Regions from separate parts of the Mus musculus genome. Here region 2 is linked to region 1. The links are chromatin loops, found by intact Hi-C in ENCODE. Cell type or tissue: gastrocnemius. All regions are shown on one strand. Each heading gives the region's core, and the rest is flanking DNA. Links, peaks and the distances in the headings are about the cores only. Region 1 holds the start of Mir1928 (microRNA 1928). Region 2 holds the start of Catip (ciliogenesis associated TTC17 interacting protein).

Region 1 (10,665 bases), core at 1,632-9,631:
TGTGTTTAATCTGTATTTGTGTGTCTGTGTGTATGTTCATATGTGTCTCTGTGTGTGACATGCATTCATGCGTGTATCTATGTGTGTTTGTGTGGGTTTAGACCAGAGGCTGACAGTAAACACTTTTTCCCTCCCTCCTATATTCTTCACTGAGGCAGAGTTTGGAGCGCTACTGTCACAGGTGGCCTGCCATGCCCTTTCAGCACTTATGGGGGTGCATCTGAACCTAGGTTTTTACTCGTGCCTGGGAAGCATGTTAGCCACCGAGCCATCTGCCCTGCACTGTGGCTTCATTAAACAACAGAGAGAGCAGAGATGGGGACCATATCTTCCCAAAGAGAACACTGCAGCAGAGCCACAGCAGGCACCCAGCTCTAGCCCACAGGGACAAGATGTACTTCCAGGCCAGGATTAAGGAAGCAGGCAGCTTGTCTGTTCTGTGCTTTAAAAAAATTTTTTTTTAATTTAAAAATATAGGGTAGAACTCTAAGTAGACCAGGTTAGCCTTGAGTTCACAGAAATTCTTCTGCCTCTGTTCCTGAGTGCTGCGATTAAAGGCATGTGCCACCACTCCCGGCATGGGCCCATCTCTTTATGAAGGTACAGCACAGACAGACTCAAAGGTCATCATCACCAGGTCTGCAAACCCCACCCCATGCTACCAGGTCCCTTTCTGGAAATCACCTCATGTCCCTGTCTCCTTCTTTGTTGGAGCTTGAGTTCCAGCCTCCCTTTCAGAGGACCAGTCTGTTATCTCCTGTACTCATTACCTGGTCCTTGGAAAACAAGGTGTGCTGTTCACTCTGCCCCTTTGTCGAGACTCCAGCCCACAGGATGGGGAATCTGAATACAGGGCGTGCTCCAGATGCTTCTGAGCGGTGATGGATGGAATTGGGATCTGCCTGGTCCTTTTTGTTAGTGCCTAGGTCACTGTGCCCTGAAGGTATCTTTCTGAAAAACCAGTGCTACCGTGCTTGGTCAACCTTCCCTCTGTAGCGTGGCCACTAGGGGATGATTTGGTCCTTAGCTTTCTGTCCTGCTTCGCTGGCCTTCCTTGGGTTGTCTGTTATTAACTGTGCATCCCACTGGTCTCTCTTTGATGGCACTTTAGAGTTTATTGTTCTTCCAGATTGCATGGTAGACCTTCCCCAGGCCAACCTAAAAAACTTCTATTCAGTCTAAAAAGCCCAACTCAAGAGCTCCTTCTATGGAGGCAGAGGATCACACAGTGTAAGCCTGTGCTTACCTACTTAGTGAGTTTGAAGGCAGCCAACTACATAAGACTCTGTCTTTTTTTTTTTTTTTTAAGATTTATTTATTATTATATCTAAGCACACTGCAGCTGTCTTCAGACACACCAGAAGAGGGCGTCAGATCTCATTACAGATGGTTGTGAGCCACCATGTGGTTGCTGGCTTTTGAACTCAGGACCTTCGGAAGAGCAGTTGGTGCTCTTAATCACTGAGCCATCTCACCAGTCCAAGACTCTGTCTTAAAGAACAAATGGGGTGGAAAGATGGCTCAGTGGTTAAGAACACTGGCTGCTCTTCCAGAGGACCCAGGTTCAATTCCTAGCACCCACACCGTGGCTCACAATTGTCTGTGACTCCAGTTCCAGGAAACCTGAAACTCTCACGCAGACATAAATGCTGGCAAAACACCAATGCTCATAAAAATCTTAAACAACAACAACCACAACAACAAAAAGGAACTTCAGCAGCTGACTCTTGTGGTACTCGATGTGTTATGTCAGAGAGGTCCTTGCCTGGAAGCCCAGAACTGGACAATCTGAACAGACGAGCCTATCTGGTTTCTCGACTCCATCTGTTAGCTCTTCTGTAACTCATTCTGTAGACCAGGCTGGCCTTAAACTCAAAGATCCACCTGCCTCTGCCTCCTGAGTATTGGAATTATAGGTGTGCCCACCATTGCCTGGCTTCAAAACAATTATTAAAGAAGTGAAATAAACACATATGTATTTCTCTATTTTTGTGCCTATGTGTGAGGTGAGGTAGACGCGGCAGAGAAGGACCCCAGGGTCCTGCTCAGTCACTTTCTCTCTGCCCTCAGCGGCCTTGGCGTATAGGCACTGAAAAGTCACACCCGCTTTTGACGCGGGCGCTGGGGTCTGAGCGCAGGTCTCCATGCCTGCACAGACCCTATTGCTAGCTAAGCCTCTCTCACCTGAGTTTGGACTTTTAGAAAATACACTTGAGATTTTAAATTTGTATTGATTCCTGTTTCTAGACACATCTGTGCAGGTCAGAGAACGACCACTGGCAGTTGATTTTCTCCTTCGACCAGGGGAAGCGGAACTCCGTCCTGGGGGCGGATGCAAATCCTCAGATTTTGTGGCAGGCATCTTTACCTCTGAGCTCTCTCTCTGGTCTTAATTTGGAGTTTGACATTCTTATTTTTTTCTATGTTCTAGGTGCAAACATCATCCAACTTCTTCCACACTCAGCTAACAGCGTTCGCTCACTCGTGCACTACAGAGCAAACACGCGCTAAGCTGCACCTTTGGGAGCAAAGCCGGAGGACAGAGTAGAACTGGATGGGGGCAGTTTGAAGGAGTCAGCAAGCTCAGTAAGGTGGTGCTTGCTTGAGTTCTCAGCATTCTTGAGACCGGAGGCAGGAGGATCAAAGTTTAAGGACTGGCTGGCCGTACTTTGAGATTGAGTCTCAAAACAACAAACCAAACCAAAAAACAAACAACATCAACCTAACAAAACACCCCAGACAAACAAACAACAAGCAAACCAGGTTGTGAAGACTGAAGGACAGAGCCCCTGAGCCGGGAAGTGATGACCCGGGTGCTGGCTGGAGACATCTTAGGCTCTCTGGGTTTAAGTGAAGATGAACAGCCAGAAACACACATTGAGGCTGCCATAGCCTAAACGAGGTTTCAGACTGGGACCACAGATATTCTACCACTACATTTAAATGAATCATTTTTTTCCGCTCTTTAAAACAGGTTCTCACCTAGCCCAGGTTGGCCTTACACTCCCTAAGTAGCCAAGGACGAACTTGGACTAATATTTTTCCTTCCTCTACCTCCCGAGTGCTAGCATTACTGGTATACACGACCACACCTACTGTATGCAGTACTGGGGCTCAAACCCCAGGTTTTGTGTATTCGAGGGAAGCTTTTTTTGGGGGGTGGTGGCGGCAGTTGAGACAGGGTTTCTCTGTATAGCCATGGCTGTCCTGGAACTTACTCTGTATACTAGGATGGCCTCAAACTCAGAAGTCTGCCTGCCTCTGCCTCCCAAGTGCTGGGATTAAAGGTGTGAGCCACCACTGCCCGGCGGCAAGCATTTTTTTTTTAAAGATTAAAATATACAATGAGAACTATAAGCTACCAAAGAGCCAGGGCACAGCAGCATACGTCTGCAGCACTTGGGAGGTGGATGCAGGAAGATCGTGAATTAAAGGGCAGCCTGGAGTACACAATGAGACCGGGGGGGGGGGGGGCAAAGAAAGAAAAAGGCAGCTATTACTGAACAGCCTTTCTCCACCTGTCTCCCATCTGCTCCGTCCCTGGCGCTAGCCCCACCCCCGGCAGCCATTTGTGCAGTTTATTTTTACTGCAACCAAGGATACTGCTTTGACAGTCAGTCTGTCATACAGCATGCTGACTTTGCTCGTTGGGATGCACAGGGTAGAACGTGTTATTGTTGGGAGCCCGTAAGAGGCAATAAGAAAGCTTGCATCAGAGACACAAATGTTCATTAGAACTCTCTGGAACCTCATGAGAATACAAAACCCTGCCCACAGAGAAGGAGGTGGTTCTAGTCAAGTGGATGTGGTGTTTGTCACAGAATGAATTAGCCTTTAAGGACTGAGCCATCTCTTCAACCCCTTGGAATAGTTTAGACCATGAATGAGCCCATATCCTGAATTCCCCATTTCCCTCCCTGTATCTTCCGTCTTTAGGGGTTTTGTGGCCTTTCACCTGACTGTAGCCTCTCTGTTGTGTGTGCTTGGCCTGTCTTGGTCTGTCTTACCCTGTTGCATGTCTGTTGTGTTTCTGGAGTCTCTCAAATACCTGTCCTTAACAAAGGACAATTGTCTTATATTTGTTGAACAGCCCACAAAGAATGAGAGATCCTTTTTCACAGAAATTTTAAACAGAATTTTCTAAGGGAAAAAGCTATTCTGTTGACTTTAACTGACCCAAAGCTGCACACAGGGGCCTGGAGAGATGGTTTAGTGGTTAATACTGACTGCTTCCAGAGGGCCTGAGTTAGATTCCCAGCACCTGCATGGCAGCTCCTAACAGTCTGTAACTACTGCCCCTTTCTGGCCTTGTTAGGCACCAGAGATGCGTGTGCTGCACCAACATACACGCTGATAAAACACCCATTAACAGAACATAAAGTAAATACATCTAAAAAAAAAAAACAACACCCTAACCTTTTTTATAAAGCTGCAAACAGGTTATCAACTATTACCCACATATTGCTTCTGACATTTTTGGGGCATTTGCTTTGTTTAAGGTTGAGACATTGGGAATAGTCTGTATTCTCATGTCGCATTCGTGGGGTGCTGAGGATTGAACCCGGTGTATGCTAGGGAAGCAATCTATCGCCAGCCCTCCTGATGGTTCATCGAGATTGTTAACTCCACTTGATTGGTCAGTAAATGCCTCTAGGGTTGGGCGGCAGAGTGTTCCCAGAGAGGATTAGCTAAGAGGAGAGCTTGTCCTGAAGGAGGATGCACCATCCAGTAAGAGGAATAGACGGGAAAGGAAGAGCAGTGTCTGGCCCATCATGCTTTGCGCTGCCACATCCTCCCACCAGCACTCGCTGAAGCATCTTTAACCGGAAGCACACAAGGCTTTCCTCCAAGATGATTGACAGGTATTGTGTGCTAGTGACCAAAGGAGGGGCCGGCCCTATCAGGAGGATCAGTGTGCTTTGTACTAGGAGAAAAAAGCTAGGCATGACGGTGGGTGCTGAGAGCCCAGCTCCGGAGGCTGAGGCAGGAACACTGCCCAAACTCAGGCATTCAGGGTAGGTTGGAAGGTACCTCAAGACCTCAGTTTTCTTGGGGAGGAGAGGGTTTCGAGGATAGAGCTTTGCGCATTGTAGGCAAGTGCTCTACCACTGAGCTACATTGCCAGCTCTAACCCCAACTTGTAAAGAAGAAAAAAAAAATCATAAGGGGGAAAGACCAGAGACCTCCACTCCCGCCGCACCCCCTGCGCCACTGCAGGCAAACAGTCTCAAAGCTACACAGGTACCCTGATGGAACCCAGGGCTTCCTGCTTGCAAACACTCTACAGAGGGAGCTGCGTCCCTAGTCCTGAAGTTTGATTTCTGTGCAGCTTTTAACTGCCTCGATGAAAAGGAAAGTAGGGTAACCCAAGAGGCTGAGAATCTTCTGGAGAAAAGGTTTGTGGGATGCAAGAAGGGGCCGACCCCACACAAGACTCGCGTTTTGAATCCCATGATAACTTCACTCACCCCTCCTTAGAGCACATGGGAACTGATGTTAGATTACTCACATTGGGCTAATGGCTAAATACTTGAGTGGGAGAACTCAGAGAAAAAGGAATGTACGTACGCCCAAGACTTTGTCAAATAGTGGCCTTGGGTTCCAGATAATGGGGCTGTTACAGCGGTTTCAGTAGATCATGGCAGTTAGCTGATTTGCTTAGAAGACAATGTTGCCCTCTGCTGGTGGAGTTCTGAAACTACAGTCTTCAGTAGTTTTTTTGTTTTGTTTTGTTTTTTGCCCCTTCCCCATTTTCTGCTTGATTTCAGGCATTTCTGAAACGCCTCACCTTGCTAGGTCATTTCCTATAAATAGTGGCCTAAACTTTCCCTGTAGTGTGACCTTCCAGAGGATTGGGGCAAGAAAAAAAAATCACTGGTAGGTCTCCGTCTTTTCCATTTTTGAGAAAGTCTGAAGTAATCCAGGATAACCTTGAAATCATAATCCTCCATCCTCCATTTCCAAAGTGCTGGGGTTACAGGTTACCCACAGGCTGGGTCTCCTAGTCCATGTTTTTTTGGAGCTTAATTCTGTTTTTTTTTTTGTTTGTTTGTTTTTCGAGACAGGGTTTCTCTGTGTAGCCCTGGCTGTCCTGGAACTCACTCTGTAGACCAGGCTGGCCTCGAACTCAGAACTCCTCCTGCCTCTGCCTCCCGAGTGCTGGGATTAAAGGCATGCGCCACCACGCCCGGCTTGGAGCTTAATTCTGTACCACTTGCCAAGCTATCTCCAAAGTGCACGAGATATGGGGGTCAAAACACAATAAAATCTACCTTTTCCCCATGCTTACAGTCTCAAGAAGTGGAAATCGGAAATAAACTACGTGATGAACAAGTCAAGTGTGCGGGAGTGTTACTGAGTGGACATTGGGAAGGCCTGGGGAGCTATGAACTGCTAGGCAGGAGGTCTCAAGCAGCAAGCTTGGGGCAAGGGAGGACCTTACTCCAGGTTGAAGCAGGCAGGCTTTCCGGATAGAGGAAGTCAAGCCAATGGCTAAACAGTGAAGCAACACCCAGGGGCAAAGCCAGAGGCTACGGCAGATGGCTCATGGATGGCCGGAATTGTGTTCCTGCCTCCTGTCTCCAAGACGTAACCCTGAGGACATCAGAATGTGACCTTATTTGGAATTAGAGTTGTTGAGATTGTAGTTAGTTTAGCTGAGGCTATTAAGGGAGCCCCAGTTGGTTGTTGCGGTAATTATTTAAATCTCAGCCTGGAGTAGAACCCCCTCTTAAACCAATTAGTTCTGGATTGAAAGACACACACACAGCTTTTATATTTACAATAAGCCTTAACCAACACAAGAGCTGAATAGCTGCCTACCCTCCATGCTGTTAGAATCTATTTTCCTATGGATAAACCAGGAAAATATTACTTATTTACTAAGTTTTATCTGGGCTCCTCTTAACTCTAATTGGGCAGTCCTCAGGGCCACTCTCTAACTCTTAACCCATGGCTGCTTCTCCTTCCTCCTCCCCTTCCCCTAGCTGAGAACCTCACCTATGTCTCTTCTGCCTAATTATTGGCAGTTGGCATCTGTATTTACAAATCAAAATTAATTTGGAGGGCAAGATCGCATTGGTTAAGGCAGACTCCAGGTCTTGCTCCCCCCCCCCCTTAGGATTACAATAGACAGTAAAAGACAAAATCTCAATAACTGGTGATCTTATCAAAATGGGATACAGGCCTAGGAACCCACGAACTGAGACACAGTGGAGGGAGCATGGGCACATAAGGACAGATACTGGATTGTGCTTCTACAGGCCAAGGAACTCCACCTTTTGCCAGCAAACTACATGATCCGGAGCAATGTATGGAACAGGTTAGATAGAGTACTTCTCACTGCCCTAAAGAGGAAAAACAGTCATGCTGACATCTGGACTTCAGACTCCCAGGAACTAGGAGACAGGAAGTTTCTAGTGTTTGGGTCACTCAGGTGAAGGCAGAGGCAAGGAACAGAGGGCGAGAGAGACCAAGCAAAGCTTTGAAGGCCATTTGTGCTATGTCAACTTGATACAGCTAGTCATCTCAGAAGAGAGAACTTGAATTAAGAAAATATCCACATCAGATTGGCCCATGGGCAAGTGATAATTTTCCTAATTATCACCAGTGTCGGAGGGAGGGTCCAGTCCACCACCCCTGGGCAGGTGGTTCCAGGGTTCTCTAAGAAAGCAGGCTGAGCAAGCAAAGGGAGCAAGCCAATAAGCGACATCCCTCCATTGCTTCCACATCAGCTCCTGCCTTTTGGTTCTTGCCCTGCTTGAGTTCCTGCTCCGGCTTAGCCTTGGTAAAGGACTGTGATCTAGAAGTATGAGCTGAAATAAACCCTTTCCTCCCCAAGTTGCTTTTGCTCATGGTGTTTCATTACAGCAATAGACACCCTGGCTAAGACAATACCAGTTCAGGGCTTCAGTTTCTATCCCCCTCTTTTTAAAAAAAGATTTATTTATTATTATATCTAAGTACACTTTAGCTGTCTTCAGACGCACCAGAAGAGGGCGTCGGATCTCATGACGGATGGTTGTGAGCCACCACGTGGTTGCTGGGACTTGAACTCAGGAAGAACAGTCAGTGCTCTTAACTCCAGCACTATATCCCATTCTTTTTATTCAAGAAATGGTATTTATTCTAAAAGCCCAAGCAGCACTCAGCATTAGGGAATTACCAACAAAATTAATTTATTAATCTATTTTGAGGAGAAAAAGTCACATGATTATCTATATAGAAACCTTGGACAAAATTCAAAACCTGTTCTTGATGAGAAAAATGAGCTCAAAATAGGAACAACTTGGGCTGGAGAGATGGCGCAACTGATAAGAGCACTGGCTGCTCTTCCAGAGGTCCCGAGTTCAATTCCCAGCAACCACATGGTGGTTTACAACCATCTGTAATTGGGTCTGATATCATCTTCTGGTGTGTCTGAAGATAGCGATAGTGTACTCACGTATATAAAACAAATAAATCTTTAAAAAAAGTAACAACTAAACCGGGCGTGGTGGTGCACGCCTTTAGTCCCAGCACTTGGGAGGCAGAGGCAGGCGGATTTCTGAGTTCAAGGCCAGCCTGGTCTACAAAGTGAGTTCCAGGACAGCCAGGGCTACACAGAGAAACCCTGTCTGGGGGGGGAGTGGGGAGTAACAACTTTAAAAACCAATTATTTAAGCAAGGCAGGGTGGCTCACACCTGCAATGCCAGCATATGGAAAGCTGGGGAAGTGGCGTGCACCAAGTTTGAAGCTAGCTTGGGCCACAGAATGACTCGGTCTTTATAAAAAACAAAGGAACAAGTTAAATTGTTAGTCTTTGACGTGTTCTTATATAGAAAATTCCAAAGACCCCAAGACCCCCCAAAAAGTATTAGAACAGCAGCAACAATAACAAATCAGCCAAGTTCCAGGATACAAAATCAACAGTCACAAATTGTTAACATTAAGCCAGGCCTGTTAGTTACTGCCTGCGCTCTCCAGCACTGGGAGGCTGAAGCAGGAGAAGCGGGAGTCTGAGGCCAGTGAAGCTGTCTTAAAAACAAAGTAAGAGAAGCTGGAGAGATGGCTCAACTGGTAAGAGCACTGACTGCTCTTCCAGAGGTCCTGAGTTCAATTCCCAGCAACCACATGGTGGCTCACAACCATCTGTAATGAGATCTGATGCCCTTTTCTGGTGTGTCTGAAGACAGCTACACTGTACTCACATACATTAAATAAACAAACAAACATTAAAAAAAAAAAAAAACCAAGAAAGTGTTACTAGTAGTTGGATACACCAAACAGCTGGGGAGTCCTTAAAGCACTTGCCATGAAGACAAGCTGGTCTGAGCTTGATCCCTAGAACCTGTCGAAGCTGGGTGAGGTAGCACACATCTGTCATCTCAGTTCTGGGGAGGCAGAGACAGGAGGATTCCTGCAGATTGTTTGACTAGCCGGTGTAGTTGAATCAGTGAGCTCCTGGTTTAGCAAAAGACTGAGTCTCAAAACTTAAGGACTCGAGAGATGGCTCAGTGGTTAAGAGCGCTCCCTGCTCTTCCAGAGGTCCTGGGTTCAGTTCCCAGTACTCATGTTGGGTGGCTCACAACTACTTATAACTCCAGCTTCAAGGGAATCCAACATCTTCTTTTGGCCTCGGAGAGTACTGTACTTATGTGCACACACATACTTTAAATTAAAACAAAAATAGAATATTAAAAAAAAAAGGTGGGGCTGGTGAGATGGCTCAGCAGCGGTTAAGAGCACCAACTGTTCTTCCAAAGGTCCTGAGTTCAAATCCCAGCAATCACATGGTGGCTCACAACCATCGGTAACGAGATCTAACTCCCTCTTCTGGTGCATCTGAAGATTTATAAATAAATAAATAAATAAATAAATAAATAAATAAATCTTTAAAAAAAGGTAAGGGGGGATTGAAGAAGACATTCAATATCAACACGAACCCACATGTACGTGCACATGTATCCCTGCACACATGAGCACATACACACAGAGAAGGAAGGATGCACGAATAATCAACCGCTGTATGAAAAAAATACTCAACACCTCCAGTCATAACAGGAATGCAAATTAAAACCACAGTGAGCTGGGTGTGGTGTCATACTCTCTTAATATCAGAACTCGGGAGGCAAAGACTGGCAGAGCTTTGTGAGTTCAAGTCCAATCTGGTCTACAAAGTGAGTTCCAGGCCAGTCAGGGCCATACAGTGAGACTGTCCCTCAAAACAAAACAAAACAAAACAAAACAAAACAAAACAAAACAAAACAAAACAAAAAACAAAACAAAACAAGACAACCCACAAAAACCTCACAATGAGACATTAGCCCACAGTTGTTAGAGTGGCTCTTGGTAAAAAGATAAGACAGTAAGTATTGGTCAGAGTGAGGGGAAAGGGAACCTTTCACACTGTTGTGGGAATGCAAATTGGTGTAGCCCTTACAGAAAGCACCGGGGAGGTTCCTTGGGAAATTAAAAACAGAACTGTCATGTGATTCAGTCTTCTGTCTGTGTCTATATCACAGGAAATGAAATCAGCCTGTTGGTGAAGTGTCTAAGCTTCCACACTCACTGCTGCTCCGTTCACAATAGCCAAGAAATGGAAGTAGATTGGGGTGTGGAGATGAAAATCTAGCATATGTGCACCATGGGATACAGTTCAGTCATCAGAGAGCACAATGGGATCC
Region 2 (10,665 bases), core at 836-8,835, 160 kb before region 1:
TTTTCCTTCAACATTAATTTTTTCCTGTGTGCATGCATGTACACACACACACCATTCACACACATGCTTGTGTGGAGGTCAGAGGACAACTTGTAGGAGTTGGTTCTCTCTTTATGCTAAGTGGGTTCCAGGAATTGAACTCAGGGCATCCAATTTGGCAGCAAACTCCCTCCCCACCTCTCCAGCTGAGCCATCCTTTAACTTGTGTGCACCCTTTTGAGGGAATATCTTACTACTATAGATGGCCCTCAGACCTGGAGCCATCCTCCTGTGTCAGCTTCCTAAATGCTGGGAAGACAGGTGTGAACCTCCCTCCCCATCCCCAGGTTGCTGACTCATCTTGTGGTATTTTGTCATGGCAGCTGAGGTAAGACACTACAGTGTCCCCTTGAGCACTGCTTTCTCTCTTTATCTTTGTAGTTCTTGGGGCCTGTCCCAGATAACAGCAAGCATCATGCCTTGCCCAAAACACATCTGTAATCCCAGCACCTAGGGTACTAAGGCAGGAGGGCTGTGAATTTGAGGCCAACCTGAGCTCTCTTCTTCTTCTTCTTCTTCTTTTTTTTTTTTTTAAGCAAATGAGATGGGGAAAGCAAAGGAGCACCCGGGTCTCACTGAGAGCTTTTCCTGGCAGCATCCTGGGGATAAGAGTGACTCCCGTGCCCTATGCCACCCCATGAACATCTTTTCTTCACATTCAGAGCTCCCAGCCACCACATGACATGGTCACGTTGGACCTTCCCACAAGTGGCTCACCCATCAGGGAGCAAGTAGTACTGGCAGGAGAAGGGGATGCCCTCTTCAGAGTGTATGGTTTGCTCCACGATGAACATTTTAGCCTGCTGGTTGCCCACTTGGATTGTCTGGAAACCCAGGGATTTCTACAGCAACCAAAGTGGAGAGCACAGTGAGGCGATGTCCCCCTTTGTGTCCCCTTCTCCTAGAGGTGAAGGTGTTTCCTTCTCCTCGGGTCTTCATCCCAGCTCACCACTGGGAACTGAAGCTTAGCTATTCAGTTCCTTATATGACACAAAGTTTGAATTCTCAGGATATGTTTCAGACTCTAATAGTCAGCTCCCGCCACCCTCTTCTCAAGCCATCTCAATGGAGGAGCACTGCTAGTTGCACATTTTGTTACAGGGAGGACCAGTATGGGGATGGAGGTGCTATACAATGAGAGACCTTGTCTCTAAAACCAGGTGGACAGTGCTTTAGAAAAAAAACCTGAGGCCGACCTCCGTCCTCTACCTGCACAAACCTGTATGCACATTTGCAAGAGTGCCTAGTGTGGTGGTGCACACATGTAATTGCATTTGGGGAGTTAAGGCATGAGGGTTGAGAGCCTAAAGCCCAGGAGCTGGTGGTACATATCTTTAATCTCGGCACTCGGGAGGCAGAGGCAACCAGTTCTCTGTGAGTTCGAGGCCAGCCTGGTCTACAGATTGAGTTCCAGGATGGACAGGGCTACACAGTGAAACTCTGTCAGAGAAGTGGGGTAAGACCAGTTTGGGCCACAACAAACTGGTATATGTGTTCGTAGGTGCACATGTGTGTGGGTGTTTAGCATGCATGTATGTGGGTTCTTCAGAAACTATTTTGTTTTATTTGAAATTTTTATCTTTATGTGTATGAATGTTTTACCTACATACACGTATATATGTGTATACATACACTTGATCTTAGCCAAAAGGCCGAGAAGCGCTATATATGTGTATACATATATATGTGTGTAGATGTAGATGTAGATGTGATGTAGATGGAGATGTAGATGTGATGTAGATGTAGATGTGATGTAGATGTAGATGTGATGTAGATGTAGATGTGATGTAGATGTAGATGTGATGTAGATGTAGATGTGATGTAGATGTGATGTAGATGTGATGTAGATGTAGATGTGATGTAGATGTGATGTAGATGTAGATGTGATGTAGATGTAGATGTGATGTAGATGTAGATGTGATGGTAGATGTGATGTAGATGTAGATGTGATGTAGATGTAGATGTGATGTAAATGTAGATGTGATATAGATGTAGATGTGATATAGATGTAGATGTGATGTAGATGTAGATGTGATGTAGATGTAGATGTGATGTAGATGTAGATGTGATGGTAGATGTGATGTAGATGTAGATGTAGATGTAGATGTAGATGTGATGTAGATGTAGATGTGATGTAGATGTAGATGTATACCTCTTGGGACTTGGGTTACAGAAGGTTGTAAGCTGCCATGTGGGTGCTGTGAGCTGATCTTGTGTCTTCTGCAAAACCAGTAAGTGCTCGCAACCACTGAGACATCTCTCTGCCCTCACCTTGGTTTTGAGACAGGCTCTCTCTCTCACTGGGCCCTGAGGCAGCCTGATGCACTCAGGCTGTCTTTACTGCTGCAGTTCTGGGATTATATGTGTGCAGCATTTACATGGGCTTGGGGATCAAAGTCAGAGCCTCATCATGCCCCACTGAACGTCTCTCCAGCCTTAGAAGGCAGGTGTTTAGAAAGCAGGCTTCCATGAGTCTTTTCTGTGTAGTGACCTTTATGTACAGAAGGTTGCTTCCCACCTTTTCGTTCCCACTTATCCCGGGTGCTCTGTTCTCACTCTTCTTCCTACCACGTTTGTCTAACTGCTGTTGCTCCAGTGTACTTCATTTTGCCCTCAGGACCTAGACCCAACCCACCTTGCTTACCACCCTCCCACATCACATCTGTGTTTCCCACCTCAGTGGCCTTCATGACCCTTCTAGTTCTCCCCAGGTTGATTCCTTTGCCCAGAGACAGTACTCACGTAGGTGCAATGGCAGAGCTTGCCCTCCGAGTCTAAGGCTAGGAAGCGAGCCCCACTGGGCACCGACTGCTGCCAGGCCATCACTCTCAGCAGCACCACATTGGCTGCACTGGAGACAAAGCCCTTGAATGTTTTATAGGGGAAAACAGAGACTCCGGTCTTCGTTTCCTGTTTGGGGCAGATCTTGGAGCTCAGAAGAGGCAGGAGGTGTTGGAGCAGGGTGTTGGTTATGTAAGCACCTGACCTCGCACAGCTCGTCCCTGCTGTGGTTCTGAGGATGTGGGAGGGGTTCCCACTTGGCTTTCACTCTTACCTCACCCTCCTTGACACTTCTGGTCACAACAAACTGGCCATCCTGCTTCAGGACGCTCATCTTCCTCTCCATGGGAAGGACAGGGAACTGAAGAGCAGAGCACACAGGAGAGACAATCACGTGCTCGCCCTTGAGAGGCTACCTCCCATCCTATCTTCGACGCTGTTTGTCTGTGGTTTGTTTTTCTGAGAGAAAAAAAAATAGTTCAGAATGGCCTGGAACTCCCTATGTAGCTCAGGATAGCCTTGTACTTGCAACAATTCTCCTGCCTCAGCCTCCTAAGCACTGGGATTATAGGCAAATGCAGTCAATCTTAGTTTTTTATAAACAAAATAAGACAAAAGTCCCTGTCTTGATAAATAAAAAAGATAAAATAAGACAGGCAGGCAGGCGGGCAAGCAGACAAAAAGATGAACAAAAAGCCTCATAGCCTGGTGTGGTGGTCCTCATAGCCTGGTGTGGTGGTCCAGCACTTGGGAGGGGGGTCAGGGGTTCCAAATCACCCTCAGCTACACACCATGTCTGAGGCCAGTCTAGTTATGAGACTGCCTCAAAATAGGAAGGAAGGGGAGGAGAGGGAGGAAAGGAGATCTTCCATTTATGGTGGAAGTCAGAAATAGGCCCATAGTATGTAATAGGAAAGATGAACAGCTGTAAACCTCAGAACGGAACACAGGCTGGAAGCTGGGAACAGATTCTCTGAGAAGGCTGTTAGGCCCAAGTCATCTCCCATGTTTAGACAGGGCATGGCCCCACAGAGGAAGTTTCTGAAGGGACTGGGTGAAGAGGATAGAGCCAGATTTGGAGGCTAAATAGTGACAGGCTCTGGGAAAGGTCAGGTCACGTGGCTCTGGGAAGTGGACCAGGCTTTCAGGCCGGAGGAGGCCAGTGGGCTGGGCTCGGTTTGTGCATCCAGACAACATCAGCAGCAGTAATGGAGGTGACTGGTTATCAAACCAACCGTGTGTGGTGCAGGTTCGGGCTGGTGGGATATGGGAGTGTGATATTCTCCAGAGGTCCCTCCCACCCTCGTAAAGCCCATGTTCTGGCTTACCCTGGAGCAGGGGCAAGGCTGGGGGAGGCTGGGAGTAAATACCTTGATGAACTCCTGACTGTGCTGTTCCATCAGCTCCAGATTGTTGTTTAGGTAGCCTGGGGTACAGGGAGGCACTGATGTCATAGGATGGACGCTAGGGAACGGGCTGGCCCAGGCTGGGGCAACGTGGCCATGGGAAAATGACAGGGTGGTCAACACTGTTCTTGTCCTGGGTATGTGACTGGGAATGACCTCCCCTCCTCCTCCCTCTCCTCTCCCCCTTCCTCTTCTTCCCCTCCCCCAGGCTTTACCCTCTCCCAGGTAAGTCAAGGGGCAGGTCCCAATTAAGGACCTATGGATTGGAATGGGGGTGGGGCGTGGAGAGAAGATGTGAGGGACAGGCAGCAGTCAGGGCTGTACCTAGGAGGGAGCTCCCACACAGCGATTTGTCTAGGAAGCCGCGGCTAGAGGCGTGGACCAGTAGACAGTGGGTCAGGATCCCTATGTCGTCCTTGTACTTCCCCCTCTGCACCTCAATGGTCAGTTCTCCCTGAGGTTCCCCTGTGTCTGAGAGGATGGCCAGAGTCTCCGGGAAGAACAGGAGCATATCCTCCAGCCCTGGGTGGTGCAGAGAAGCTGTCTCTCCAGGCCCAGCCTCTAGACCCCACACCACCCACTCACCCCTTGTCACGTCTCCCATCTCCTAACCAGCCCCGTCACTCCTCCTTGTCATCACTCGGTGCCAGCTGGTAAAGCTCTCCCCGACAGGCTTGTCCCTCCATGTTCATTAGCAAACAGGTCTTTTCTGAATCTCAAGAGGATCGGGTGGAGAGAGAGACTTGTACCTCTCCTCCCCACGCCTGCCCCACCATCTGGCTCACAGAAGGAGTTGAGAAAGCTGATGGCTTCAGCATTGGCTTCTGGGAATGGCTGCTGCTGCTGCCGCTGCTGCTGCTGTTGCTGCAGCTGGCCTAAGTGATGCTGGTCCTTGGCTTTGGAAACTACAAGAGGAAGAAAAAGCTAATAAGTCAGACTCTAGAGAAAAGGGTAGAGTAGGTAGGGATACCTGGTTCTGATCCCCATCCCCAAAAGTTAAATTTGCGAAGACCACACTTTGGTGGGTTTGCAAGGGACAAATACCCCTTCTCCCTCCACCCACAGACCAGAAGTCCATTCCTCACCAGTGGGGGAAACTTTGGAAGACATTTTATTGAGGCTAGTCAGTCTGTGACTAGTAGTCTCCATGGCAACCAGAAAGCTAGGTACTGCCTCTTAAAGGGCAATCAACCCACTTTACTGAACCTAGATTTGTCAAGCTTTGGGGCTCAGCCCAAGCTTAAGAGGTTGTCCAGCAGAGGGAGCCTTTGACATTCTTAAGAGGCTGAGGGAAAGCAGGTCTTTACAACTTCCTTGGGAATTCATGGACGAAGGGGGCTAGAGAGGTGGCTCAGCGGTTGAAAGCAGTGGCTGCTTTTCCAGAGGGCCTGGGTTTGAATCCCAGCACTCACAAGATGGCTCACAACTGTCTCTAGTTCTGTAGGATCCAACACCCACTTCTGGACTCCATGGATACCAGAGACATACATGGCACACACACAAACATCCAACAAAACACCCAAATATATAAAATATAATAATAATAATAATAATAATAATAATAATAATAATAATAATAATAATAATAATAATACAAAGAAGTAGTAGACTAAACCAGAAGTAGTGACTTGTGCCCATAAACCGGGCACTCATGACTCCTGGGCCGGACCTAGGCTCACACACAGAATCCACTTCAAGGTTGGACAACTGTCTTTGTGTGCTACAGTCCCAATAAAAACAGTCTCCTATCTCCTGAGCCTCAGGTTCCCATTCATTGCCTTTACGATGGTGGGAAAGCCTTCGCACTCAGTAGAAACTGTTTCTAATTCCCAGGTTCACCAAGGCTGTTCATCTTCTTTTCTGCAAGCTGCAACTTTCAGAGGGGCCTCTGTGACTCACCTATGAGCTTGGATGCCTCCTCATCTTACTGGGACTGTCATCATTGAGGCATGTAGGCATAATGATGGTCACGCTGAGAGGGACAGCAAAGTCTTTTCTCTTTTGTCTTTTTTGTTTTCCTTTTTGGTTTTTCTTTTTTCTTTTTGATTTTTTCAAGACAGGGTTTCTCTGTGTAGCCCTGGCTGTCCTGGAACTCACTCTGTAGACCAGGCTGGCCTCGAACTCAGAAATCCTCCTGCCTCTGCCTCCCAAGTGCTGGGAACTTTCTTTGTTTTTAAAGATTTATTATTATATCTAAGTACACTGTAGCTGTCTTCAAATGCACCAGAAGAGGGCGTCAGATTTCATTATGGATGGTTGTGAGCCACCATGTGGTTGCTGGGATTTGAACTCAGGTCCTTCGGAAGAGCAGTCAGTGCTCTTAACCACTGAGCCATCTCTCCAGCCCCTTGTTTTGTTGTTTTGAGACAGGGTCTTATATATCCCAGGCTGACTTCAAACTTAATGAAGCAGAGAATGACCTTAAATTTCTGACCTTCCTGTCTCTTTCTCCTGAGTCCTACAATTACAGGCAGGCGTGTGCCACCATTCCCAGGTTATGAGGCACTGGGGGAATCGAGCCTAGGGCTTACTATGTGGCTCAGGCTGTCCTAGAGATAGTTATTCTGCCCCTGCCTTCCGAGTTTTGGGATCACAGGTGTGCACTACCATGCTTGGCTGATGTAGGCTATGACCTCATATGGAGGTAATATGTGGGTTTTATGGAGAAGAAAACTAAGGCAAAGAGAGGCTAACTGGCTTCACTCGTCACACAGCTAATCCTTCACAGCCAAGACTTGACCAGAGGCAGTCAGACTGAGTCTGCATTCAGGCAGCAGCTGGATAGGATGGTGCTGGGTTGTGATTCTAGCACTTGGGAGGGCTGGGCAGGAAAATCAGAAGCCCAGGTCATCCTCAGCTACGTATTGAGTTTGAGGCCAGTGGGTTGCAATGCGACTCTGTCTCAAAAACTGAAAATAAAACCAGGAAGTGGTGATGTACACCTTTAATCTCAACACTCAGAGGCAGAGGCAGGGGATCTCTTTGAGTTTGAAGCCAGTCTGATCTACAGAGTGAGTTGCAGCATAGCCAGGGCTACACAGAGAGACCCTGTCTTAGAAAGAATTAAGCAGCAAGGAAGTAATAGGTGGTAGAGGAATGGGTGGGAGAGGAGTGGGTGGTAGGCGATGCCGTGAATGGAAACTTCTGGTTAACAGCACCTGAAGTGATTAAATACAGACTTGGAGGAGTGGCTACAGGACTCATACATTTGATTTGTACTCATGCTGTGGACACTTGATCGCCATCTGGGCATGTTGGAGTTGATGTTATGTCTAATACACACAGTTCAATATGATAGCCAGGACCTCAGAAAATTTCTTGACATGAGCTAGCCTTAGACACTGAAGGGTTATTCCAACTCATACTCATCCCAGTTAGGATAAAGCTCCTCCATATTACATTTTAGAATCCATTACATTTGTTGCATTTATTTGTGGAGGGGGAGGGGTGCACCACACTGCACGTATCTGGAGCTCAAGGACTTCTGGGAGTTAGTTCTCTCTGTGTGAGTCCTGGGGTGTCAGGCTTGGTGGCAGGTGCCCCTATCAAATGAGCCATTTTGCTGGTCGTTTTGTTTTCTTCAGACAAGGTTTCTCTATGTGGTCCTGATAGACACTAGCCATTTATGTTTTTATTTTTATTTTTTCTTTGTTTTTTGAGACAGGGTTTCTCTCTATAGCCCTGGTTGTCCTGGAACTCACTCTGTAGACCAGGCTGGCCTTGAACTCAGAAATCTGCCTGCCTCTGCCTCCTGAGTGCTGGGATTAAAGGCATGCACCACCACTGCCCGGCTGACACTAGCCATTTTTAAAATTACATTTTTAGCTAGGCATGGTAGTATATATCTTTAGGCCCAGTATTCAAGAGGCCAACCTGGTCATCACAGGGACTTCCAGGACTAGCCAGGGCTATAGTTTGAGATTATTCCTAAAAAAAAAAAAAAAAAAAAAAAAAAAATTAATTAAAAAAAAAAATAAAAAGGCAAACCCTATTGCTTTCATAATATAAATGTATATAATGTTAGAAAAAAAATCTTCCTTCTTAGTCTATTGAGTGCTGGGATTATAGGCATGTACCAAGACACTTCTTTTTAAAGACAGGGCATCATGTGTCTCAGGTTGAACCAAAGTGCTTTCTGTAGTTGTGAATCCTGTGGAATACCTGATCCTCCTGACTCTGTGTCCTGAATACCGGGACTAGAGGTGTAGACCACCATGCTTGGCTCACGAGACATTGGGGATTCATGAATGTAAGGCTTCCCTTCCAGCCCCTAAATTGATTTGGTTATCAGAATAAAGTTAAAGGGACAAGGAGCTGCTATGGATATGGCGCAGGGGTACAGCCTGGTCTACAAGCCACAGCCTCTAGGATGATCCCCGCCATGTCTAAGAAACAAAGAAATAAAGACCCGCCAGGGCATGGTTGGACATGCCTGTAATCCCAGTGTTTGAAAAACATTTTAAGATTTATTTATTTTATTGTTATTTTGCATATGGGTGTTTTGCTTGCATGTAGATCTGTACACGCTTTGTGCCTGTGGAAGCCAGACGAGGGCACTGGATCTTCTGGGTGTGGTTGCTGGATGTGGGTGTTGGAAACTGAACTGAGTCCCCTGCAAGAGCAGCAAGTGCTTTCAACATTGAGCCTCCTCTCTAGCTTGTTTGGTTTGGATGTTTGTTTGTTTGCTACTTTTCGGTTTGCATTCATTATTATTGTGAGGCACTCCCAGCCAGTGAATATATACCGGAGCACGATGACAAGCTGGATACAAGTTGAGGGCCTTGAATGGGACAAACAGGCTCTGGCGGATGGGGTAGGCACCTACTGAGCAATATCCAGTGACCTAGAGGAAGCGTCTGTGCTGAACTCAACAGGATCAACAACATGTTCAGGGCTCACAGCAAGCTTCTTGTCTTGGTACCATTATCATCTCCATTGGCAGATGACAAACCCAGGTTCAGAAAGGCCAAGCCACCTGCCTGTAAATGGAAAATGTGGACTCCAACCTACCTGGGGCTCCAGAGACCTTGTTTGTTGTTGTTCTTTTTGTTTGCTTGTTTGTTTGTTTGTTTGTTTGAGACACGGCCTCAATATATAGCCCTGACCAGTTTGGAACTTGCTATATAGACTTGTCTGGCCTCAAAATCACAGAAATACCCCTGCCTCTGCCCCTAAGTGTTGGGATTATGTGTTGAAGATTGGTTCTAATGTTTTGATTCAACCGAGAATCTGCATGTCCAAATGCTGAAGGTCCTTGTCTCCAATTTTGATCCATCAGTAAAGATGCCAGAGGCTAACGGCTGGGCAAAGGGAGATGGGGGGGGGGGGCTGGAAGCATGATGCTACATATGGTGTGCAACATGGTAGGCAAGAACCCACTATTAAACATAATTTAGGTATTCTGGGATAGAAAACACACCTGCAAATGATTTAAGTCTAGGAGAGGAGAGAACTGGTTCCTTATTAAGTGGAGCTAAGTCACATGGTTCCCACACAGAAAACTAGAACAAAGGAACACAGCTGCCACAGAAAGCCTCAGCTCAGAGATGCTGGGAACTCCTGCTGTGCAAAGAGGCTGGCTGGTTCCCTGGCCTGGTGCTAGGAAGAAGGCAATGAGAAGCAGACAATAAAAGCTGCCTGTCTCCAGCCAGCAAATAATCAAAGAATAGAAATTTTTAAGTTTGATTTAATTGCTTTTTTTTTTTTTTCCAAAAAAAATTATTTATTATATGTAAGTACACTGTAGCCATCTTTAGACATTCCAGAAGAGGGAGTCAGATCTTGTTATGGATGGTTGTGAGCCACCATGTGGTTGCTGGGATTTGAACTCAGGACCTTTGGAAGAGCAGTCAATGCTCTTACCCACTGAGCCATCTCGCCAGCCCAATTTAATTGTTTTAAGGATAGAAGAGTGTATAATGGTAATTGTTTAAATGTTCTTAAATATACTTTAAAGAAATTTAAAAGTCTTGCCAAGGCAAACTCTCAAATGGGTCTGCATGGGATTTCTGGGATTTCCTAGTCTGGCATGACAGAAACAGAGCCTGGAAATAGGTTTATACTGTAAGTAGAAGGGAACTTAATTAAAGTTAAATACAGAGGTGCATAAATATGGAGGCTTTCGATCCTTATAGGTCAAAGAGCAGGAGCTGGTGAAGAAGCGCTGCTTCAATGGTTAATATTTGCTTACACTGCTTTAATTGCTTTGAATTATTTTAATTATCCAAATGCATGTGGTTAGGAGCTTGGTGGTTATATTAAAGTTCCTCTGGGTGAGAGGTCAAGTTATACCTTTAATGATTTCCAGTTACTGGACCAAGGATATCCTATTTGGGGAGAAAGGCGCTGCATTTGTGTTGACAGGAAAGGAGAAAAGACTTTGGACCCCTTCCAGAGTGATATGGACCAGATGTGATGGCAAGAACCCCTGAAGATCTCG

What was found. Hi-C counts contacts between places; a loop is a spot of excess contacts. Peaks named below come from ENCODE experiments on the same cell type or tissue, not always from the same donor. Only the 100,000 strongest peaks of a DNase experiment are listed, where the experiment ranks them.
Region 2: a loop joins it to region 1, with 9 times the contacts of the local background. A loop is called at or near these places in 20 of 42 quality-filtered maps.

What each region holds. Positions count from the first base shown.
Region 1 is chr1:74,201,025-74,211,689 of GRCm38, reverse strand. Mir1928 (microRNA 1928) reads left to right here and starts at 5,070; the gene lies at 5,070-5,136. Gm31691 (a long non-coding RNA gene) reads left to right here. Exons shown (of 3, transcript XR_373519.2): 3 at 2,432-3,210. In gastrocnemius, for the core only: a CTCF peak has its summit at 5,681 (motif pointing left); DNase peaks (open chromatin) are centred at 3,572 and 5,682; H3K4me3 peaks cover 208 bases.
Region 2 is chr1:74,356,833-74,367,497 of GRCm38, reverse strand. It overlaps Catip (ciliogenesis associated TTC17 interacting protein), which reads right to left and starts at 5,363. Exons shown (of 10, transcript NM_001379457.1): 1 at 5,312-5,363; 2 at 4,976-5,131; 3 at 4,551-4,748; 4 at 4,191-4,246; 5 at 3,095-3,181; 6 at 2,782-2,949; 7 at 757-881. The coding sequence starts at 5,336. In gastrocnemius, for the core only: CTCF peaks have their summits at 5,469 (motif pointing right) and 6,435 (motif pointing right); a DNase peak (open chromatin) is centred at 5,489; H3K4me3 peaks cover 374 bases; H3K27ac peaks cover 2,416 bases.